Linked DNA regions of Mus musculus: region 1 is linked to region 2. A link is a loop called in an ENCODE intact Hi-C map of the cell type or tissue named here. Cell type or tissue: heart. All regions are shown on one strand. Each heading gives the region's core, and the rest is flanking DNA. Links, peaks and the distances in the headings are about the cores only.

Region 1 (12,804 bases), core at 1,949-9,948, 94 kb after region 2:
GCTTTGTCTCTGGGTGAATGCACCTGTTTCCAATAGCAGGATATTGGCTAGGTAAAAAGTTCAGCAGGAGGACCAGAACAGAGAGAGTTGCTTGGTACCTGTCCACAAGATCTATAGATATTTGCTCTTAACTTGGGGTAGTATTTTCCCACAGAAACCTCAACTAAGGTAGTACTTTTCCACTAAGGCCAAGAATTTCTAAGTAAGCACTTATGGCTGACAAGGAATTTAATATTCAAACCGGGTACTTCACAAAATAAATGAGTGATGTTTCATAGCACATAGCTAGTTCCAAACAATCCTGCAGCACACTCTGCTCTCTGTGTCCTAATCAAGAAGGGAGCTCTCAATTGTGCCTGCCTTCAGGATCTCCAACTCTTGGAAACAAAATGTAAGTCCAATTAAATGCCTTCTTTTATAAGTTGCTTAATTGTAGGTTTTTGTATTGGCAGTACAGAGTAAAGAATACAGTGCCTGGTAGGGAGGTTTTCACTTATTTAGGTGAGCTTCCTGCTGGTTACTCCCACAGTAGGTAGATTTCTAACTAGAAATCATAAAACACAAAGTGAGTAAAGGAGAGAGAGAGAGAGGGAGAGAGAGAGAGAGAGAGAGAGAGAGAGAGAGAGAATCAACAAATAACATCATCAAATTATGGGCTTACACTACTAAGAAGATAAGACTAGAGTAGCCCAAGTAGGAAAGGAAGCAACTGTAACCTCAAATAAGGTTCTTAAATTATCCAGTAGAAATGACTAGGGAGACCCTGCTGGATCATTCCTGCTGGAGCTCCAGGGGTTCATGGTGGGATGCAAACACCCACATAGTCTCACATGTTTAAATATATGGTACCCATTGATGGAAATGCTATGGAAGCATTAGGAGGTGTGGCATTCTTGGAGGAGGTATGTCACTGGAAGTGGACTTTGAAGCTTCCAGCCAATCCTACTGCACACTCTGCTCTTTCCATCCAGATCAAAAATGGAGATCTCAACTGCTCTTGTTTCATGATCTACAATCCTTGAAAACAAAACGTAAGTCCAATTAAATGCTTTCTTTTATAAGTTGCTTTGGCTGTGATGTTTTGTATCAGCAATACAAAGTAAAGAATAAACTGCCTGGTAGGGAGGTTTCTGATTATTTAGGTGAACTTCCTGCTGGTTATTCCCACAATAGGTTGATTTCCACCATGAGAGAAGCAATAGTAACTTCTCTTGGCAATGGTTGTTCTAGCTGGTCTCAAGGACAAAATGTTTTGTATAGCTTTAACTCTTCTCTATGCCTTGTCTACATTTCACAAGGGTAAAGGAGGGGTAGTCTCTCTTAGGAAAGCATTTTAAAGGACATTGGAGATAAACATGCTTGAGTCTAAAGTCAAAGGACAGGGCTGAATCTCAGATTTGGATATCAATATGTGTAAACAGTGCATGTCAATTTACCACCAGAAGCAGCAATAAGATATGACTTCTGCTTATACATCCTTCTCAACCTCTTACTCACTATATGAGGGTGCTCACTTCAACACGTCCATGTCATATCATAGGAAAGGGCACTGCCCTTATAAATGTGTTAAGTGTCATTTATCACATTTTTGTGTGAGGGATACATCATACATTGCATCTATACCCACATTGTCTGAGTAGGCAGGCAGCTCCTGCTGAGAGAACAGAAATTACTAGTCGGCCATCACTGCAAAGAGAGGCCCACTGGACTTGCAAACTTTATATGCCCCAGTACAGGGGAACACCAGGGCCAAAAAGGGGGAGTGGGTGGGTAGGGGATTGGGGGGTGGGTATGGGGGACCTTTGGGATAGCATTGAAAATGTAAACAAGGAAAATACCTAATAAAAATAAATAAATAAAGAGGGAGCCTGTAATTTGCAAAACAATCAAACTGAGGAGAAAACAGAAATAAAAAAAAAAGAAAGAAAACACAAAATGGTATATTTCAAAATACAAGCAAGATCACAGGATTTTTTTTGAACTTACAGAAGAAGAAATTCATAAATCAAGAAATTTTAAAGTATGCTGGTGGGTTCACCAAAAAGAGAAGCACAACAAGATGTGGAAAACCATTATACATATGATACTATCTAATGATGTTCTTGGCTCTTGGACTAGTAGAAGTTAATGTTCTTCTAAGTGAATAGATTCTGGTAATTGCTGAAGGAAGACCCTAAACTCTTAGAGTATGAAAAAACAAAGAACATTCATTCTGCAGAAACAGCCAGCATGCTATGATCACCATCATGAAGAATGGCAAAGCCTAAGGAGACATTCAACACCCTTTTGTAACAAAACTCCTTAGTTGACTTGTAGATAATAACAGACTTCTAAAACTTAGGGCACATTCCAAGGGGCTACAGAAACAATTAATCAAAGATATTAAAGAAGAGATACACCACAGGACCACAGCTTCAAAAACAAGAGATAAGATATTGACTGGGTTATCTATATAAAACTTCAAGGACAGCTTAGTTATTGTCTTTAACTTTCCAAGAATCTGTAAGCTAGTAACAAACAATGCTCCTGGTGGGTATGTGTGTAGACCTTCTCTATTATAACCTCTTATTCAGTTAGTGATCTGAATTTATGTTAAAACACATAGAGAGGTTTTTACCATGTGAACACACACTCAGAAATTTATATAAGTGCTGAGAACAAAGGACAGAGGCAGGCCTTCCTCCTCTTCTCTTTCCCAGACTTATAGAAGCACTATTCCTGCAAGGATAATCTCATTAATGCTGAAAAGGCCTTTGACAAAATCCAAGACACCTTAAAAAAGAAGTCCTGGGGAGATCAGTGATATAAGGAACATACATCAAGTAATGGCCACAGATAACTGCAAGCCCACAACCAAGACCAACTTAAATGAAGAGAAACTCAAAAACTTTTATATTATCATCAGGAACAAGACAAGCTTGCCCACTCTCTCCATATCTGTTCAATATACTACTAGAATTTTCAGCTAAAGTAGTAGGACAACAGAAGGAGATCAAGGGGACACATGTTGAAAAGGAAGTCAAAATATCTTTAATTGATGATAAAAGAATAGAATACTGAACTGATATGAAAAATTCCACTGATAACTCCTAGAGTTGATATATATTTAGAGCAAATATCAGAACAGAAAATTGTCTCACAAAAATAACTATCCTCCTATATTTAATGACAAATAGATAGAGAAAGAAGTTGGGGAAACAAAATCCTTTACAATGATCTGAAATAAGATAAAATATCTTAGAATAATTATAATCAAGCAATTGAATGTCTGTATAATAAAAGCATTAAGACACTAAAGATGCTATCAGAAGATGGAAAGAACTTCCATGCTCAAGGGTCAATAGGATTAATCTAGTAACCAAGCCCATTCCAAGAAAAGCAATCTACAGATTCAATGATGTCCCCAGTGAGATGTCATGATAATTCTTCAAATATCTTCATTTGAAAACACACAAAAGACCTAGAATATTAAAACAAACATTCCTGAATTATAAAAGAATTGCTAAAGGTATCATTATGCCCAGTTTTTAGATGTAGTAAGCAAAACAGCATAGCACTATAACAATAGCAGTCAATGGAATCAAACTGAAGACACAGACATAAACCCACACACATATGGACATTTAAATCCCAATAAGGAAGCCAGAAATAGACACTGGAAAATGCAGCATCTTTGACAAATAGTACTGTCAAAATTGAATGCCTGCATGTAGAAGAATTGTAAACACATACATATTTCTCATCCTGTGCAACAACCAACTACTAATAAATCAAATACCTCAAACTAAGTCAGTTACACTGGAGGTGATAGAAGAGAGAGCAGTGAATACCCTTGAAATCATTGCAATAAGAAAATGCATTCTGAACACAAAAGTGTTAACATCAGCCCTAAGATTAACAATTAACAAAGATAATCTGATGAAACACAGAGAGTCTAAAAGGGCTAAGGTCACCAGAATTTGGCAGACTACAGAATGGGAAAAGATTTTTTACCAAATATAAAATCTATTGAGAGATAATGTCAAAATTATGTAAGGATCAACAAAGTAAATTATAAGCAAACAGCCCAATTAAAAATGATGTACAGATTTAAAAAGAGAGACTTCAAAAGACTAAAATCAAGTGGCTCAGAGACACTTAAAGAAATGTTCAACATTCATAGATTTTAGACAAATGCAAATGAAAACTACATTGAGATTTCATCTGACACCAGTCAAAATAGCTAAGATCAATAAAACAAGTGACAACTTACACTGGTGAAGATGGGAACGAAGGTAAGACCTATTCATTGTTGTTGGGTGGACAAAATTTTAAAGGCAAGATAGAAATCAATGTGGGTTTTTCAGGAAGATGAAATCAATCTACCTCAAGACTCAACATTACCAGTCTTGGACATAAACCCAAAGGACACCTTCTCCTACCTCAGAGACACTTCCTCACACATGTTCATTGCTGCTCTATTAAAAATAGCCAACATTTTCGAAAGCTGGTTAAATGGCCATCAACAAATGTATGGATATTGAAAATGACAAAACCTTTGTGGGGGTGATGCATGACATAATGAACTTTTAAAGAAAATAGATAGAATTAGAAAACAATTGTCCTAAGTGAGGAAACTCAAACTCAAAAAGACAAATATGGTATGTATTTGTTTATATGCGAATATTATCTATTAAATCAATGATAACCAAGCTACAATCAGTACCATAGAATTTAGTTATACAGGAAGGTTTTGGTGGCTGAGCAATAACTCTCTCTATCAAAGGGCAAAAGCTATGAATGGATGAAGGAAAGAGACTTGAATAAGATATATCAGGGTAAGAGAGGGAGAGAAAAAGGGAAGAGGGATTGTGGGTGGCATCCTAGTGTATTAGCCCAGATAAAAATGTCCTGTCCAAGAAGAACATCTGACACTGTGATGGCTTTGCTTCCCTCTCACATATGAGTTGATTGGCAGTGCTGTTGCTGCTGCTGCTGGTGGTGGTGGTGGTAGAGGTGGTGGTGGTGGTGGTGGTGGTGGTGGTGGTGGTGGTGGTGGTGGTAGTGGTGGTGGTAGTGGTGATGGTGGTTCTTTTGCAGAGACCAGAACCAGCCTTTCTAAGCTTGTGTCATCCTGGACTAGGAACCAGCTGCGATCCAGAAACCTTCCTTCTAAGATTCCAGCTCCAGTTTGGGACTGCTGACACACCACACCCTGTGGCTGAGTAAGTTCAGTTTGTCTCCTCAATGTGAGGGACAGCCAAGTGGGACTACTGCAGATGTTGAGTCATTTAGCCTCTAGGACCAATTTCTGAATTGTGATTTAACCTTTCTTACTATTTTAAAGCACATTTAATATATTTTGATTATATATATGCTTTTATTTCTGTTCTAGTAGTGACCCCTAACTAAAACAAATCAACTAGCTAGCTAGGTATAGTATAGTACTACTATCTATCAAGCATGCTACTTATAAATAGTATTATCCACCAACAAGCACAGGCATTTGCAATCAGAACTTCTTTGTTAAAGGCCTAGACTTAGGCAGCCAAGTAAAGAAACAAGTAATGGCTAAAGGCAGAAGAGAAAAAAAGTCTCTTCAACATGACCAAGGGAAGAAGAAAAACAGATAGAAATATTCTGTTACCACCCCTTCTCCAGTCCATTTTCATGGTACTTTTGTGTGCACGGGAACAAACAATCTAATAATAAGACAGGTGGTGAAACATTGCATTGCTTTGTCATTGTTAGAGAGGATACCTGGCATGAAAGTCTTAAGAATTAAGAGCTCTGGATCAGACTGGTGCTAGATAGAGCTCAGAATACTACAGATTTGAACTAAAGCCCCCATCCTCACCAGTCCTCCAAAGACAACTACACAAGAACTATAGGAATTATCTCTATATCTTTTGCTCACCAAAATATTAAGGGAAAGGAAAAAGAAGAAATGGAGGCAACAGAAAGGTGTGCAGTCAAAGAATTCTGTCATTTATTCAGGTGCTCTGTGAGAATAGCTAGTTGGACAGAGGATTTGGTTTTAAAGCTGCACAGTTGAGAAATACTTAGTTTAGTACAGGACCCATCGTTGGAAAAGGCACTCTATTGTAACTCTACATGCTTAGAACTGCCATTAGGTTATTTCCAAATTGCTGGCCAGCCCAGTGGACTAGACAAAGGGCACTCAAGTCATTAACTTGGCACTAAAGCATCAAAATATCAGAGAAGATGGGTTACAAACTTAAAGTGTTTAAACAGGCATTATATGATCAGCTGAGTCACTTTTATCTGAGTTCTTTGAGAAGCAGGATGACTAGCTGAGCAGAGCTCCCTGAGGAGGTCCTCTTAGACCTGGGCTGTGTCTTAGTAGAGGCTGAGTGTAGACAATGATTGAAGAAGACAAAAGTTCACTGAAGGAGTATTTTTTACCAAACCTTTTCTGAAGTCCTTATCTCTTTTATCTACTACTGTGAAACAGAAAATGTAAATAACAAAAAAAAATCTTTCTTCTGCCTGATATTTAAAACAGAAGCCAGAGGTTGGATTGAATAGGTGGTGGTGGTGGTGGTAGTGGTGGTGGTGGTGGTGGTGGTGGTGGTGGTGGTGGTGGTGGTGGTGGTGGTGGTGGTGTGTGTGTGTGTGTAAATATATTCAAGAGTTTGACATTTTGCTTCCCATATAACTGGAAAGGTCAACCCCTAACCCATCAAAGCTATGGTCTGAGGAGCAGGATTCAGGCAACTGAAAGTGCTAGGCTATGGACAGAGCCCATGGAAACTATTTTCAGACTTTCTGGGGATCTATGGTGAAGTAGATGGTATTGGAACTAATGGTGGATGCTGCTATATTGGCTACTGGTACAGATAGGTCACCAGTTCTACAAGCTGAAGCTTCCCCTACTACTGTATGGGAGAGGATTTACTTATTACACTAGCAGTGTTCCATGCAATCTAGATGGGCAAGTGGCTGCAACTAATATCCCTTCCAAATGCAAAAATGTTTGAGTGTTGCTGAATTGAGAGAAAAGGGGGAGACCCTGAGAAAACAGAAGGGGATAAATGGGCTCTAATTTGAGGGGATCTTATTACAAATCCACAACTCCAACAAGGCTAGAGTATAACACAATATTATTTTATAGTCCAATTATACCATATTCCTGACATGAAAGTGTATGCTTGCCAAAAACTTGAGGAAGTGTAGTGGCCAACTCCCTTGAAAGACATATTCAGATAGTATGAAGCAATTAATAAAGGTTGAATGGATTCCTATTGTCTGATTAGATTTTTCAATTATGTGTCTTTTTGACATGAGAGATTTTTGAAAGAAAAAAAAAACAGAACAAACAAACAGGCTGTGGCTTTTGATACTATCATTTAAATGTGCTTTTTCTCTGTAGTACATGACTTGAATCCCATTCCAAATGGGCTGTGGCTGGTTGACAGTCCCTTCCTATACCAAATGGCTTCTTTCTCACAACCTCAAGGAAGAAATGATTGAGGAATTACAAAAGACAGGACTTACTGGGCCACTTATGTAATCAGATTGCACTTGGCTAAACTCTGTGTCCTATCACATTTCAACAAAATTGTATGTGGTTCAAGCATGCCTATAAATGGGGTGCAAAACAGACCCCCACTGATAGTTTGCCTGTGTTACAGATTGCTGAATCTGTAGAGCTTTCTGGAGGGCTGTATATTCACCACAGCATAGAAACCCCAAAGCTCTTCCTTTATGTCTTACTCCATGACTCCCATTACCAATGCTCCACACACACACACACATTTATACACTTAATACCCACCAAAGTTATGTATCCATTTCTGTGGGTTCGAGGAACTGCTTATGTAACTTGATCATGTTTAGTAAAGATATATTGAGCCCCAATTTGTGACCATTTGTTCAGAAGCACAGGTGAAATAACCCAAACTTGCAACAGGCATTTAAGTAAAGGAGAAATATTGTGAAACAGCCACACTCTGTGAGTTGACAGTTTCTTGATACATATTGGGATAGGTCGATTGGTGATATGGAGAATTTGCCACCATGTCTTATGATCTGTGCTATGGGAGGTCTGAAGGAGAAACTGGTAAAGGAGAAATATTGTTAAACAGCCACACCCTGTGAGTTGACAGTTTCTTGGTACATATTGGGATAGGTCGATTGGTGATATGGAGAATTTGCCACCATGTCTTATGATCTGTGCTATGGGAGGTTTGAAGGAGAAACTGGGTTTGGGGAAATCACATCATCTCTCTTTCTAGCCATCTCCAGTGTCACGTACATTAAGTTAACCTCACTCCCACTGTGATCTGCTTACTGTGTTGACCATGCCTGGGTGGAGCTGCCTGGTGACTGGAGCAGGAGGGTTTTTGGGGCAGAGGATCATCCAGTTGTTGGTGCAAGAGGAAGATCTGGAGGAGATCAGGGTCCTGGACAAGGTCTTCAGACCAGAAACAAGGAAGGAATTCTTCAGTAAGTAAACATTTGCCAAATGACTGTGTAGCCAACACAGCCTGCACATGGGAGGGCTCCTCCCTTCTACAGTAAATAAAAGACACTTGCATTCATAACATTTCTCCTTGTCCACATTCATCAAAAGGTACACTACACATAGAAAAACACAGTTTGGGAGAGACAGAGTTTGGACTGAGAAGTTCTCTCTCTCTTTTCTGTAGCTCTTTTATGTGGACTAGAAAGTTGCTATGTAATAGCCATAATAACCATTAAGCTGGGGGCTCATCACTAGCTCTGTCTCTCTCTTCTAATTTCTACTGATCTAGTTGCTTGTTTTGCGCTTGTTTGTTTTTCTGAGGGAGAGGGTCTTTGACTTAGCATGTTAGATAGAAGTAAAATAAAAAAGTAAAAAATATGTGAAGAGGATTGAAATATAAGGAGACACAGAGAGGGCTAGGGGTAGGGACAGCAGATAGAAAGACACAGAGATGGGGATTAAGAAACTGGATTTCTGAGCATGAGGTCATACTGAGAAACTTTCACAAAGACACCATGAGCAGGACTGTCCATACCTTTCATAGACTGTTCTTATTCATTTGAACACACTCCTCACTGGAGTTTATCATCACTATGAATAAGATTGCAGAATTCACTGGTGCAGGCCACTAAGTGAATCAACTGATTTTGAAATATATTTTACCACCTATTCAAAACCTCAGGTCATTAAAATAACTTTGTGGGGAAAGTAGGAAAGGTCAATGGAAGATTGAGGACATTAAGTTGGGAAAAGAAAAATGACTCTAGCAGTGTCCTATGAGTAATGAGCATCACAGGTCAAACGAGAGGCCCCTCACTTAAGCTCTAGTATTTTGTTCAAGGGTCAACTCTTGGCTACAGAGTCTTCATTCCCATTGTCTGTATGTGGCACAAGCTAGTACTTTGCCCTCTCCCCAGCTCCAAGGGTAAATGCACATTACATAGGGATATGCTCTGCACACAGAGCCCTCCATAGTCCTCTGGGACAACACCCAACCTCTGCATCTTGTCTCTGACCTCTTCCAGGATCAGTTCTCTCCTCTATCATCTTCAGTGTTGCTTCCAGAAAGCAATATTAACACACAGGCAATTCAATTAATTAGAATCCTGATGTCTCAGCAATATTTGCAAAGAGTCAAGGCTCAGTTTGGAGGAATATCTCCACAGTGGGTATGCATAGAGAAGGCCATGCCTAAACATAAGAGTGGAGATTCATGAAAGTGTCCTTTCCCTGCCAGGCTCCGTGGGGGCACACCATTTGTTGTGGGTAACCTGTCTGGAATGTAGTTAATGTTTCTATCCTCTATTTCTGCAGATGGAGATAAACAAGTGCAGGAGTTAAGTGGCTTCCCCAATTGTCACAGATACATAAACCAACTAAATGGGAACCCAGGAAGTCCAGCTGCAGCCTCTGTATTCTTCACACCCAGAGTGTAGCAGAGGTTCTCTCTGTCTCTTTCTGAAATAGCTCATATTACAGCACCATACCATGATGTTGTTTTTGCAAATATCTGTCACATCCAGATGTCTTAAATGAGGGTGTTGCTATGGCTCTACCAGGAAACACTCTACAGGCTCTCTCCTTGGATCTCAGAGTCCTCAATAAAGCTCATGGATGAGATTTTATTTCACTGCAGGTCTGGATTCTTACTCTCTTGTCACAGCAATACTCCTGAACAAGTCTATCTAAAGCAGTAGATCTAAAATTGTGAGTCAGCCAAGTAATTCCTTGGGAGTAAAATGACCTTTTCACAGGGACAGCATGTCAGATATTTACATTATAATTTGTAACAGCAGCAAAATTATAGTTATGAGTTAGCAATACAAGTAATTTTCTGGTTGGTGATCACCATAACATAAGGAACAGTATTAAAGGGTTACAGCATTAGGAAGTGTGAGAACCACTGGTTTTCAACATCAACAGAAAGGGAGAAGGAGGGGGTGAGTAGATAGGATCATGATTAGAGAATTCAATTCTCAGCTTGGTACCTAATTCATTCTGAGCAGTCTCTTTTTTACCTCTCTGTAATTCAGGTCCTTCCTGGTGTTGCATGGCAAAAGGATGGAACCTGGATAAGATATACTTAGTAGAGAATTGGGAGCAATAAATTCTATATGTTTCTTCCATCCCGGGTTTCTCCAGACTATCTCACTGTTCGGCTTCCTGGGAAATTTCAGTACAGTTGCATGATCTTAATCTGTCTTTGAAAAATTGACTCCAAGCAATGCCAGAGAATGGGTTAATAGCACAGGTTGGGAGAGAACAAGTGGGGTATCATCAGTTGCTGTAGACATAACTGTGAGCTCAGATTTCCTCAGTTATTATGTGGGGTCCAGAGGACCAGTCTCCAGGAAGTGTGGGAAGGAAGGAAGGAAGGAAGGAAGGAAGGAAGGAAGGAAGGAAGGAAGGAAGGAAGGAAGGAAAGCCTTGAAGCTGTGTGAGAATTAAGAAGCACCACCAGTGTGTCTTCCTTCCCTGGTGCCACTGCTGGGAATGGATTTCTCATCAAAACGCTGGGACAGACATTCTGATTAGTAATCCAACCGCTAGACAGCTCTCCATTACTTCCTAAGTCCCTTTGATGAATGAGTCAACTTCCCACCTACTCTCCTTAACATTTGACTGCTTCTTTATCTGATTTGTTTTCTGCAGGGTGGGGTGGGGGAATATTTTACTCTCTTTCCATATGTCAGGTTTCCTCTTCAATATTTTTCCAACTATGACAGTTCTTCATAATCTAGGTAACTAGTATCTGTATACAACTCACAAAGAAACTTCTCAATGACCTGCCTTGTGTTTGACAGACCTAGAGACAAGCATCAAGGTGACAGTGTTGGAAGGAGACATTCTTGACACCCAGTACCTGAGGAGAGCTTGCCAGGGCATCTCTGTTGTCATCCATACTGCTGCCATCATTGATGTCACAGGTGTCATTCCCAGGCAGACCATCCTAGATGTCAATCTGAAAGGTAATGTATTTGGAGAGGACAAGGTGAAAGTAGGGCAGTTAATGTCCACACACACAAGCAAGGGATGTTTTTGCATGGAATACCTTCCATACTATGAGTCTAATGCCTCTGCTCACTAGATCCAGCTGGTAGAGCTCAGTGCTATTCCATAGCCGAGGCCTGCCAGATAGAAAGTAAGTAACCCAGGATATGAGGTCTGTCCTCAATTCCAGAGAGACTGGACTCCAACTACAAGCAATTAACAACCCCAGACCCATTACCTCTTATGAGCCAGATCTAAACCTTGCAGGTGCCTGCTTTTCATCCTGCTAGTTCTTCTACAGCTTTAGGGCCTCATAATATTCTGCCATTATAGAAATGATCAACAGGAGGTACACAGATTCTTTTAGTTTTCTGCCAATACCAACACATAAGGTCACTCAGGGCTGGTTTCCAGAATGAAAACTGGGAGGAATATTTATCACTTCTACTTCAGATAATGGGTAAATGAAGTCATAGATAGAACCAATAATGTTACAATATTGTGTATACAATCAGGAAAACAACTGTATCTCTATATCTCCCCAAATCCAACAGCCTTCTGTCCCCTTTGGGCTAGTCTCATCAAATGACAAAAACAAAACAATAAAATAAAACATGTATATCACCAGTACACAACTGTCCTTGAGTCTGAACAATGTTAATTTTCAATGATCCTTAATTTTAAAAAGTTCCTATTCATAATTTAAGAAATAATCTTCTGGTTTTGTAATTTTAAAAATCAGGCATGAATCTATATGTGTAAAAATATACTTATATCATAGACATATTAAGAATGAATAAATTTGACACTTTAGGTGCCTTTTGAAGTTAATAATTGAAAAACACCCAGTCACACACACAAGCAAGATTACACTCACAGTGCTGTGAACACAAAAGCCAAGATAAGCTTGCTCTCTGGATTCCATTTGTAGTCCCCTGGCTATATCATGGTATCTGTGAGTTGAGTTAAAGAAGATGCAACTTAACAGTGAAGAGGTTGTTGGGCTAGGGGATGAAGATAAGCACGAAGATGTGCACATGAACTTCAGATTTATCTCCTGACACTGACAGTGTGTTGTCTATGATTAGGTACCCAGAACTTATTGGAGGCCTGTATCCAAGCCAGTGTGCCAGCCTTCATCTTCTCCAGCTCAGTTGATGTTGCAGGGCCCAACTCTTACAAGGAGATTGTCTTGAATGGCCATGAGGAAGAGTGTCATGAAAGTACATGGTCTGATCCATACCCATACAGCAAAAAGATGGCTGAGAAGGCAGTGCTGGCAGCCAATGGGAGCATGCTGAAAAATGGTGGCACTTTGCAAACTTGTGCATTAAGGCCCATGTGCA
Region 2 (12,804 bases), core at 2,630-10,629:
CTTGGTATGGTTGCTTGTTCCTTTTCTAGTGTGGTTTGGCAGAGGGAAGTCATTGAACAGTCTCCCCCCAGGGAGTTGAAATAAGAGTGAAATCAGTGAGAGAAAGAGAGACAGAGAGTGGTAAAGAGTGAGAAACTGAGTCAGACAATATACACTGAGCATTTAAGCGAGCTGAGTCAGGGGAGGGCCACAGATGCTTCACCTCCATTCGCCAACATCATTCCCCTCTGACCTTCATCTTCACAAAGGAAATGACAGAGCCTGGCATTCTTCTTTGCTGACATTGCTGCTCCTGAGGCAGGAGCAAGCTCTGGAATGACAGTGCAGCTTCTTAGCAGCAATATCTTCACACCCTCTAGATAACCCTTAAGGAACCTTAGAAAATGATGTTTAGCTATGAGGACAGTGTCAGGGACTAGTGGGACTGTGTCACAATGCTCCTTTCATGAGATAATTTTTCTGACTACGTGATTACCAGTCTCATGCTATGGATTCTATAGAAGCTAAAGATACTTATGAATTGCCTGCCCCAGCTTCCTGTCTGCAACATGGGTCTCTTAAGAGATGACTTGTATGCAGCATCAGTGGATGCTTCTGATAGCTGCTGTATGCTGAAAGATAGTTCTCTCACAGAGGCTCTCTTTCCATCTCTGTAATTCAGCTAACTCTTCATTTGTTCTCAGCACAGACCCAGAAAATATCAAGAACTATCAGGGGCAGGGATGAAATGTCCATCTTTGTGTCTCCCTCTTCTGAATCTTTTCACTGGAATTCTGGAGGACACAATCTGGTTAGCATGTTCATTATCTAGATTTCTCCTATGCCTTCACAACTTATAACCCCAGGTTGATGCCACAGCTTCCCAAGACAGAACTCCAGTGTTGTTTCTTCTTCAAATCCACACATGATTTCCCCATTACCTATCAATTAAATATGCTTTTCCCTCCTTATACGTGAATGCCACCACCTCTTCAGTTGCTTTATTGAATGTAGGAATTTCCCATAACTCTGTTTATGTACAAAGCAGAAATCTTACTGCTCAGACACATTTTCTACAAAGGGATGGGATGGATATAGATGCTTCCTCCTTCCCTAAAAATACTACATTCTGATTTTTGAGTGTTTATGCTTCCTTCTGTAGAAAGGCGTCCTTCCCATTGTCTTCTTACCATTATTTCTCTTGAAGGCCTAGGTAACTGACACCTGTGTCAGGAAATTTCCACCCATGCAGAAAGTTTCCCAAGGACATGCTTTGTGTCCACAGAGCTGCAGACAAAGGCCAAGGTGACAGTGTTGGAAGGAGACATTCTGGATGCCCAGTGCCTGAGGAGAGCCTGCCAGGGCATTTCTTGTCATCCACACTGCTGCCATCATTGATGTCTCAGGTCTTGTACCCAAGCAGACTATCCTAGATGAAAGGTACAGTACCTGAAGAAAATATGGAGCCCATAGAAAAATGATAATGGAAGAACAGGTAGTGGGTGACCCCTGCTTTTGAACATTTGCTGTGCTCACTCACTCTCTGATAGCATGGCCCTCAGTCTCAATATTTCCGTAAAATTTCATTGTATTTTCATTTTGTGTACCATTCATGAATATCTGTGTACCATTGGTATGATGGGACCAGAACAGGGCATCAGATCCCTGGAACTGGAGTTACAGGTGCACGTGAGAGCCCTTCCTGAGGAGCTCTGGAGAGTTGGTAAAGGGACATCTTCTCCGTAGATTACCGGTGTCAAATTATTGACTGTGAATGAGGATTTGTCCTCTGAAACTGCTTCAAAGCTGAGCATAGGTCTTGGGGTCCTAGCTGGTCCTGTTGATCTTCCAAAAAGAGGTAGGGCTCTAAAACCTAGAATGTTGGTGAGGAGGGATTTGGAGAGAAGAGGAAATGGCCATCACAAGAGATCAGAGGCTAGCCTGTAACATACTTTGGAGTTCAAGATCTCAGTTATGTGAAACAGGTTTTAGTGTTGATGGTAATAGTTGTTATCCCAAAGATAATAGCATAATACTTTACAATATAGAATGTTATAATTATATGAAAAATTTAATCAAAGAAGATATCAAGGGACAAAAGCACAAAAATACGTGTGCTGTCTAGTTTTTATGTCAGTGTGACACAAGCAAAGATCATGTGCATATAAAAGGAATCTGAATTGAGAAACGCCTCCTAGCAGTTGGCCTGTAGGCAAGTCTGGAGGGCATTCTATTGACTGATAATTGGTGTGAGGGCGCAGCTCACTGTGATTAGTGTCACTCAGTCATAGGTGGTATAAGAAAGTAGGTCAAACAAGCCATGAGGAGCATGACAATAACTCTCTTCCATTGTCTGCATTAGCTCCGGCCTCCAGGTTACTGATCTATTTGAGTTCCTGCCTTGATTTCTTTCAGGAATAAATTATGATGTGGAGTTGTAAGCTGAAATAAATCCTCTCCTCACCAATTTGGTTTTGGTCATGGAGTTTTATCACAGCCACATAAACTCTAACTAGGACACAAAGTATCCAAACCCATCAGGACAAGTTACTCAGAGCTGTTCTAGCCAGAAAGCCTTTTGAGTTCTTAAAGGAACAAACTTAGTCACTGTGGGGTCAGGGACTAACAATGTACAGTAGAATAAGAGCAGTAAGAAATGCTGCTGGAGATGAGGGACAGCCACAGCCAAACAAGGATTGTGAAAATTGGCAGTGTGCCTGTTGTAAACAACAATACCACCCACCCACCCAAACAAACAAACAAACAAAGCCTATCCCTTCAGAGGAGAAGAAATGAGAAAGAGCCTGTAGTATCACAGAAGGTATGGATTAGCTTGCTTTCCAGAAGATCCTCTGAGGCAAAAGACAGCAATTAGAACAAACAAATGTAGATAGGATCTATTAGTGTCGAAGGTCCATAGTGTAGGAGTTAAGGGAAACAGTTTGAAGTCTGTGTAAAGGGTAGGCATGGTATATTGAGTCTGTGGATGAATGACAGCTGTGATGAAGGTTGTGTGTGGGGGGCAGTATCTGACAGAGAGTTATACTCACATTTACTCAGAGACAGGCAAAATTAGTTTTGATCTTGAAGCAGAGCATGCTGAAAAGAATTTATGGCAGTGGAGAAAGAATTTTCTTGCAGTAAAGGGGAAACATAAAGGTCACTGAGACATTTCCCAGGAGGACAATTTTAAAAGCAGAAGCTCTGTGTCATAGGTCTTTTTATTTGATTACCTATAGTTGGTCACGGAGGTTTCCTTTAAAGAGAAAGTATGTGCACTTAGTTGGCTTAGTGCTCTGGTAGGACTCTCTTACAGCTCCTTCTGGTCATTTTCTGGAAAATAATGTTGACCCCTGTCCAGGTGAAACTCATGATAGTAGCATTTGACAGCCACTTGATTAGTCAATAATGCCTACTAAAGTCCCTTTTAAACTGACTAAAACCAGTCAGTCTATTGACTCTCCTATATTTTTTTAGGTCCCCTGACTAAATGAGGTCAATCTGGAAACCCCAACAAGGGGCTGTAGCACCTGTTTTACAATTTCATAACTGCTTTATTTGGGGTATTATTCTTTCCTGTTGGGTATCCAAGACCAAATAGGTTTCCAGTAGTTAACCTCTTAGAATGATAATTCATCCAAAGCTGGAGGGGTGGTAGGTAGGTCACTCTATCTGTTGGTCAAATTCAGGGTTGGGTCAAAGGTCTTAATAACCATGTGGGTTTTTGGTTAAAGCATGTGAGGCCATTGCCTCATGATTATCCTCTTTACATAAAACCCTGGTTGATCTTCCTGCTTTGATGTCTCCATGGCATCTGTCATTAAAAGGAACGGTCACTCTGGAGTTTAGTATTCATAGAGGTTCAAATCTTCCTCCGGGTCTGACTGACCTTCAAGAACAAAGGCATTGGCCTTCTTCTTCGTCCTTATTTAGACATTTACACTCAGGCTTTAGAAGACTCAGAGGAACTTTGACAAATCTCCAAATGCAGGTGAGAAGGAATTTGTTAAGACTTTTATGTAAATTTACAAGAAAATTAGATGAAAAAAAGATTAAAGATGTTAAAATAGTCATTTTTGTTAGGTATTGTGGGGTTTGATGCTAATTTTGCTTTATTCTTGAGAGTTTCATATTTGTATACATGAAGTATGATAATATCCATCCTTCAAACCAGCCCAAACAGTCCCTCACCTAATGTCCCCCTAATATCCCTTCACCACTGCCAGCATTCTCTCCTCCCAACTGCACTCTGTTTTTGGATATTGACCATGTGAATGAGTGTGGAACACTTGAGAACAAGACACCTACCAGTGGTCATGGTCACACATTCAAAATTAAATATCCATCTAATAACTTTTCGCTGCTCTAAAATGTACCTGAAATGTAAAAGAGGGTCTTCACAAGGTAGGTATTATCCTGAACTTGACAAAGAAGGCAATCCAACTTATAAAAACAGGAAACCAAGCACACAGGGCAGTGCACAGACCATAATCTCACTCTCTTGGAGTCTAGTGCGCCCTTCCCCTCTTTTGTCTGTCTCCCAGTCAGCAGAAACACAGCTAGCTGTAGCCCTGGGCCAGGTCCCTCACCTTGTGACCTCTGCAGCACTCCACCTGGCTCTGTTCACTCTTAACCCGCTAAAAATAGATCTGATTGTCACTATTAAAAATATTTCAAAGGTAGATTGATCTGTAGTTAAATATATAAAATTAGTTATCATAGGTCAAGTAGAGAGGCTCCCCACAGACTTATGGGGAACCTGTTACTACAAAAATGTCTTAGCTTCATTTCAAGTTAATCAAATCTATTTTCATTGTATTTTTCTGTTTAGGATGGTCTTTAGGTTGTAGGACAGGGTGTTCTCTTTAGCTCAGGAGGAGTATTTCCCCCGAAAGAAGCCCCCCAACCTGGTCCTGACATAGGAAACACCTAATTATGGTTGCCTTTAATGTCAGTTTGCCACAAAGAGACTAACTCAAAGTGTCCTGATCACATTAACTGATGTGAGAAGGCCCACCCCGATTGTGGGTGGAACCCTCTGGTAGCAGCCAAGATAAAAAGTCCTGTCCAGCAAGAACATCTGACACCGTGCTGGCTTTGCTTCCCCCTCTCATCTGAGTTGACTGGCAGTGCTGCTGCTGCTGCTGCTGCTGCTGCTGCTGCTGCTGCTGCTGCTGCTACTACTGCTTCTGCTGCTGCTGCTGCTGGTTCCTTTGCAGAGATCAGAACCAGCCATTCCAAGCTTGTATCACCGTGGACTAGGGACCAGCTGGGATACAGAAACCATCCTTCCACAGTTCTAGCTCCAGACTGGGACTGCTGACACCCCACACCTTGTGGCTGAGTAAGTTCAGTTTGTCTCCTCGACATGAGCGATAGCCATCATGGGACTCCTGCAACTGTTGAGTCATTTACCCTTCAGGACCAAGTAACCACTAGTTTCTGAACTGTGATTTAGCTGTTCTTACTATTTTTAAAGCCGATTTAGTACATTCTGATTATATATACTTTCGTTTCTATTCTACTAGTGAGCCCTGACTAAAACACATCAACTCACTAGCTACCTACACTATTCTATTGCTAACTACCAAGCATGCTACTTATAAATGGTATTGTCAAATACAAGCACAGGCATTTTGTAACCAGAACTTCTTCAAAGGCCTAGACTCAGGCAGCCATCCTCACATGTAAAGAAACAAGTAATGGTTAAAGGCAGAGGAGAAAAAATTACTTTAATAAGACCCTGGGAAGAAGAAAACCAGATAGAAATATTCTGTTAACACCCCTTCTCCAGTCCATTTTCATGGTACTGATGTGAGCTTACTCTAAACTGAGGAAAAAGTATTCTAGTGCACAGGAACAAACAAGCTAATAATAAGATAGGGAGTGAAACATTCCATTGTTTTGTCATTGTTAGAGAGGATACCTGGCATGAGAGTCTTAAGGATTAAGAGCTCTGGATCAGACTGGTGCTAGATAGAGCTCAGAATACTACAGATTTGAACGAAAGCCCCAATCCTCACCAGCCCTCCAAAGACAACTACACAAGAACTATAGGAATTATCTCTATATGTTTCGCTCACCAAAATGTACTTCATTAAAGGAAAAAAAAAACAAGAAATGGTGGCAACAGGAAGATGTGCAGTCCAGAAATTCTGTCATATATTCAAGTGCTCTGTGAGAGTAGCTAGTTGGACAGAGGATTTGGTTTTAAAGCTGCACAGTTGAGAAATACTTAGTTTAGTACAGGACCCATGGTTGCAGAAGGCACTCTATTGTATAACTCTACATGGTTAAAACTGACACTAGGTTATTCCCAAATTGGTGGCCAGCCTAGTGGACTAGACAAAGGGCACTCAAGTCATTAACTTGGCACTAAAGCACCAAAATATCAGAGAAGATGGGTTATAAACTTAAAGTGTTTAAACAGGCATTATATGATAAGCTGAGTCACTTTTTTCTTTTTCTCTTTTTTTTTTTTTTTTTTTTTGGTTTTTCGAGACAGGGTTTCTCTGTGTATCCCTGGCTTTCCTGGAACTCACTCTGTAGACCAGGCTGGCCTCGAACTCAGAAATCCGCCTGCCTCTGCCTCCCCAGTGCTGGGATCAAAGGCGTGTGCCACCATGCCGGGTGCTGAGTCACTTTTATCTGAGTTGTTTGAGAAGTGGGATGACTAGCTGAGCAGAGCTCCCTGAGGAGGTCCTCTTAGACCTGGGCTGTGCCTTAGTGGATACAATAATTGATGAAGACAAACGTTCACTGAAGGAGTGCCTTTTATCAAACCTTTCCTGAAGCCCTTATCTCTTTTACCTACTACTGTGGAACAGAAAATGTAAACCATAAAGAAATCTTTCTTCTGCCTGATATTTAAAACAGAAGCCAGAGGTTGGATTGAATAGGTGGTGTGTGTGTGTGTGTGTGTGTGTGTGTGTGTGTGTGTGTGTGTGTAAATGTATTTAAGACATTTTACATCTCACATCACTGGAAAGGTCAACTCCTAACCCATCAAGCTATGGTCTGAGGAGCAGGATTCAAGCAACTGAAAATGCTAGGCTATGGACAGAGCCCATGGAAACTATTTTCAGAATTTCTGGGGATCCATGGTGAAGTAGATGGTAATGGGGCTAACAGTGGATGCTGCTATATTGGCTACTGGTACAGATAGGTCACCAGTTCTACAAGCTGAAGCTTCCCCTACTACTGTATGGGAGAGGATTTACTTATTACACTAGCAGTGTTCCATGCAATCTAGATGGGCAAGTGACCTCCCCTAATACCCCTTCCAAATGTGAAAATGTTTGAGTGTTGCTGAATTGAGAGAAAATGGGGAGACCCTGAGAAAACAGAAGGGAATAAATGGGCTCTAATTTGAGTGGCTATTATTTCATATCAACTGCTCCAACAAGGCTAGAGTACAACACAATATTATTTTATAGTCCAATTATACCATATTCCTGACATGAAAGTGTATGCTTGCTAAAAACTTGAGGAAGTGTAGTGGCCAACTCCCTTGAAAGACATATTCAGATAGTATGAAGCACTTAATAAAGGTTAAATGGATTCTTATTGACTTATTAGATTTTTCAATTATGTGTCTTTTTGACATGAGAGATTTTTGAAAAAAAGAAAAAAGAAAAGGAACAAACAGGCTTTGGCTTTTGATACCATCATTGAAATGTGCTTTTTCCTTTGTAGTACACGACTTGAATGTACTACAAATGGGCTGTGACTGGTTGACAGAGCCTTCCTATACCAAATGGCTTCTGTCCTACAACCTCTTGGAAGAAATGATTGAGGAATTACAAAAGACAGGACTTATTGGGCCACCTATTTAGTCAGATTGCACTCGGCTAAACTCTGTGTCCTGTCATGTTTCAACAGAATAGTATGTGGTTCAAGCATGCCTATAAATGGTGTATAAAAAACAGATCCCCAGTGACAGGTTCCCTGTGTTCTAGATCATTAAATCTGTAGAGCTTTCTGGAAGGTGGTATATTCTCCAAGAGCATAGAAACCCCAGAGACCATCCTTTATGTCTTACTTCATGACTGCCCTCATCAACCACCCCTCCACACACATACACACTTAATACCCAACAAAGTTATGCAACCATTTCTGTGGGTTCCAGGAGCTGCTTATGTAACTTGATGATTCCTTGTAAAGATATATTGAGCACTAATTTCTAACCATTTCTTCAGAAGCACAGGTGAAATAACCCAGGCTTGCAACAGGCATTTAGGTAAAGGAGAAATATTGTGAAACAGCCATACTCCATGAGTGGACAGTTTCTTGGTACACATTGGAATACATTGATTTCTGTTGTGGACAATTTTCCCCCTGTCTCCTGATCTGTGCTATGGGAGGTTTGAGGGAGAAACTGGGTTTGGGGAAATCACCAGATCTCTCTCTCTCTCTAGCCATCTCCAGGGTCACTGTACATTAATCTCACACCAACTGTGATCTGCTTCCTGTGTTGACCATGCCTGGGTGGAGCTGCCTGGTAACTGGAGCAGGAGGGTTTTTGGGCCAGAGGATTGTCCAGTTGTTGATGCAGGAGAAAGATCTGGAGGAGATCAGGGTCCTGGACAAGTTCTTCAGACCAGAAACCAGGGAGCAATTCTTCAGTAAGTGAACATGAGAATTTGCCATATGACTGTGTGGTCAACACAGCCTGCATATGGGAGGGATCCTCCCTTGTCTAGTAAACAAAAGACACTTTCAGTCCTAACACTTCTCCATGTCCACATTGGTCAAAAGGAAACAGCCCACATAGCAAAAACACAGTTTGGGAGAGACAGAGTTTGGACTGGGAAGTTCTGTCTTTCCTGTAGCTCTTTTATGTGGACTTGCCAGTTGTTAGGTAATAGGCATAAAGACTGTTAAGCTGGGGCCTCAGCACTAGCACTCTCTCTCTCTTCTAATGGCTATTTATCTAGTTGCTTGTTTTGTGCTTGTTTGCTTTTTTGTGGTGGTGGGGGGTTCTTTCATTTAGCATCTTAAAAAGAAGTAAAATGAAAAAGAAAAAATACATGAAAAGGATTGAAATGTAAGGAGACAGGGAGAGGGATGGGGGTAGGAACAACAGACAGAAAGACACAGAGATGCGGATTGAGAAAGTGGATTTCTGAGCATTAGGTCATACCAAGGAACCTATACAAAGCCACCATGAGCAGGACTTTCCATACATTTCATGGACTGTTCTTATTTATTTGTCCCCACTCCTCACTAGAGTTTATCAGTACTATGAATAAAATTGCAGAATTGACTCGTGCAGGCCACTAACCTTTTCCTAATTTGTTATTCTGTGCAAAACTGAACCAACAGATTTTGAAATATATTTTATCACCTATTGGAAACCTCAGGTCATTAAAATAACTTTGCAGGGAAAGAAGGAAAGGTCACTGACCTGAACAGCAAGGACTTTAAGTTGGAACAAGAAAAATGACTCTAGCAGTATCCTATGATTAATAAGCAGAACAGGTCAAGCTGGAGGCCCCTCACTTAAGCTTCAGTATTTTGTCCAGGGGTCAACTCTTACATCCAGAACCTTCATTCCCATTGTCTGTATGTGGCCAAAGCTAGTTCTTTGCCCTCTCCCCAGCTTCAAGGGAAAATGTACATTACCTAGGGATATGCTCTGCACAAAGAGCCCTCCATAGCCCTCTGGGACAACACCCATTCTCTGCATCTTTTCTCTGACCTCTTCCAGCATCAGTCCTCTTCTCTATCGGCTTCAGTGTTGCTTCCAGAAAGCAATATTAACACACAGCGAATTATATTAGAATCCTGATGTCTCAGTAATTGCAAACAGTCAAAGCACAGTCTGGAGGAATAGCTCCACAGTGGGTATGCATAGAAAAGGGTATGCATAGAAAAGGCCGTGCCTAAGCATAAGAGTGAAGATTCCTAGAAGTGTCCTTTCTCTGCCAGGCTAAGTGGGTTCACACCATGGTGACAACTCATTGGTTGTGGGTAAGCTTTCTGGAATGTAGTTAATGTTTCTATCCTCTATTTCTGAAGATGGAGATAAACAAGTGCAGGAGTTAACTGGCTTCCCCAAATGTCACAGATAAATGAAGAAACTAAATGGAAGCCCAGGAAGTCCAGCTGCAGCCTCTGTATCTTCCCACCCAGTGTGTGGCAGAGTTTCTCTGGGTGTTTTTCTGACACAGCTCAGATGACAGCACCATTCCATGATGATGTTGTGCAAATATCTGTCACATCCAGGTGTCTTAGATAAGGGTGCTTCTGTTGTCCACCAGGAAACCCTCTACAGGCTCTCTCTTTGGAACTCAGAGTCCTCAAATAACTCATGGATGAGACTATTTTACTACAGGTCTGGATTCCTCCTCTCCCATCACAGCAACATTCGTGAACCAATCTATTATAAAACAGTACATCTCAAACTGTGAGTTAGCCAAGTGTCTCCTTGGGAGTGGAATGACCCTTTCACCAGGACAGCATATCAGATATTTACATTATAATTTGTAATAGCAGCTAAATTAATTATTAAACAGAAATAGAATTAATTTTCTGGTTGGTGGTCACCACGACATTAAGAATAGTATTGAAGAGTTGCAGCATTAGGAAGGGTGAGAACCACTGGTTTTCAACATTACATGCAAGAGAGAAGAAAGGGGTGGTTAGATAGGATCATGATCACAGTATTCAATCCTCAGATGGGTACCTAATTTCTTCTGAGCTGTCATTTGTGCCTCTCTATAATTCAGGACCTTCCTGGAGTTGCATGGCAAAAGGAGGGAGCCTAGATAAGGCATACTTAGTAGAGAATTGGGATCCAGCAATTGTATTTGTTACTTCCAATTCTATGTGTTTCACCAACCTTTCTCACTGTTTGGCATCATGGGAAATTTCAGTTTAGTTGCATGATCTTAATCTGTCTTTGAAAAATTGACTCCACGCAATGCCAAGGAATGGATTAATAGCACAGGTTGGGAGAGAACAAGTGAGGTATAATCAGTGGCTGTAGCTATAACTGTGTGCCCAGATTTCTTGAGAGTCACTTTCCTCATTTATTATATGGGGCCCAGAGGACCAGTCTCCATGAGGTGTGGGAATGAAGGAAGAAAGGAAGGATGGAAGGATGGAAGGAAGGAGGGAGGGAGGGAGGGAGGGAGGGAGGGAGGGAGGGAGGGAAGGAAGGAAGGAAGGAAGGAAGGAAGGAAGGAAGGAAGGAAGGAAGGAAGGAAAGAAGGTAGGTAGGTAGGTAGGTCTTGAAGCTGTGTGAGACTTAAGAAGCACCACCAGTGTGTCTTCTTTCTCTTCTGCCACTGCTGGGAATGGATTTCTCATCAAAACCCTGGGATAGACATTCTGACTGCTAATCCCACTTCTAGCCAGCTCTCCATTACCACCTTATTCACTTTGATGAATTAGTCAACTTCCCACCTACTCTGTTGAACATTTGACTGCTTGTTTATCTGATTTGTTTTCTGCAGGGGGAAAGAATATTTGCCTCTCTTTCTATATGCCAGGCTTCCTCTCTGACATTTTTCCCACTATGACAATTTTTGATAATCTAGGTGTATACAGCCCACAAAGAAATTTCTCAGTAACCTGCTTTTGTGTTCCACAGACCTAGATACAAACATCAAGGTGACAGTGTTGGAAGGAGACATTCTTGACACCCAGTACCTGAGGAAAGCCTGCCAGGGCATCTCTGTTGTTATCCACACTGCAGCTGTCATTGATGTCACAGGTGTCATTCCCAGGCAGACCATCCTAGATGTCAATCTGAAAGGTAATGTATTTGGAGAGGACAAGGTGAAAGTAGGGCAGTTAATGTCCACACACACCAGCAAGGGATGTTTTTGCATGGAATACCTTCCATACTATGAGTCTAATGCCTCTGCTCACTAGATCCAGCTGGTAGAGCACAGTACTAATCCATGGCCAAGGCCCAGCAGGTATAAAGTAAGTAACCTAGAATTTGAGGTCTGTCCTCGATGCCAGGGAGACTGGACTCCAACTGCAAGCAAATGACAACCTTAAATCCATCACCTCATGTGAGCCAGATCTAGATCTTGCAGGTGCCTGCTTTTAATGCTGCTGGTTCTGCTACAGCTTTTGGGCCTCACCATATTCTGCCATTATAGAAATGATCAACAGGAGGTACACAGATTCTTTTAGTTTTTTGCCAAGACATAAGGTCACTCAGTGCTGGTTTCCAGAATGAAAACTAGAAGGAATATTTACTACCTTTACTTTAAATAACTGAGTAAATGAAGTCATACATAGAACCAAAAATGCTATAATATTGTGCATTCAATTAGGAACACAATTGTATCTCTATGTCTTCCCAAATTCAATAGCCATTTGTCCCCTTCATGTTAGTCTCATCAAATGACATAAACAAAACAATAAAATAAAAACAAACTATTCTTATGAATCGTCTATGTAACATGTATATCACCAGTAAACAACAGTCCTTGAGTTTGAACGATGTTAAATCTTCTATAATTCCTGTTCATAATCTAAGAAATAATTTTGGTTATGTAAATTTAAAAAACATGCATGTTATATGTGTAACACTTATCTCATAGACCCGTTAGGAATGAATTAATAAGACACTTTAGGTGCCTTTTAAAGTTGAAAAACACCCAGTCAAACACACAAGCAAGTACACACTCACAGTTCTGTGAACACAAAGGCCAAGACATACTTGCTCTCTGGATTCCATTTGTAGTCCCCTGGCAATATCGTGGTAGCCATGAGTGCAGTTAAAGAAGATGCACATTAAGAGTGAAGAGGTTGTTGGGCTAGGGCATGAAAATGAGCACGAAGCTTTGCACATGGTGAACCTCA

The links. A loop is a pair of places that touch in the nucleus more often than their neighbours do. Peaks named below come from ENCODE experiments on the same cell type or tissue, not always from the same donor. Only the 100,000 strongest peaks of a DNase experiment are listed, where the experiment ranks them.
Region 1: a loop joins it to region 2, with 20 times the contacts of the local background. A loop is called at or near these places in 4 of 42 quality-filtered maps.

The regions. Positions count from the first base shown.
Region 1 is chr3:98,712,060-98,724,863 of GRCm38, reverse strand. Hsd3b2 (hydroxy-delta-5-steroid dehydrogenase, 3 beta- and steroid delta-isomerase 2) reads left to right here and starts at 321. Exons shown (of 6, transcript NM_001359741.1): 1 at 321-391; 2 at 972-1,031; 3 at 5,080-5,204; 4 at 8,238-8,448; 5 at 11,272-11,436; 6 at 12,547-12,804. The coding sequence starts at 8,304. In heart, for the core only: no CTCF peak of the experiment used is centred there; no DNase peak of the experiment used is centred there.
Region 2 is chr3:98,806,701-98,819,504 of GRCm38, reverse strand. Hsd3b6 (hydroxy-delta-5-steroid dehydrogenase, 3 beta- and steroid delta-isomerase 6) reads left to right here and starts at 5,062. Exons shown (of 4, transcript NM_013821.3): 1 at 5,062-5,323; 2 at 8,397-8,603; 3 at 11,576-11,740. The coding sequence starts at 8,459. In heart, for the core only: no CTCF peak of the experiment used is centred there; no DNase peak of the experiment used is centred there; H3K27ac peaks cover 776 bases.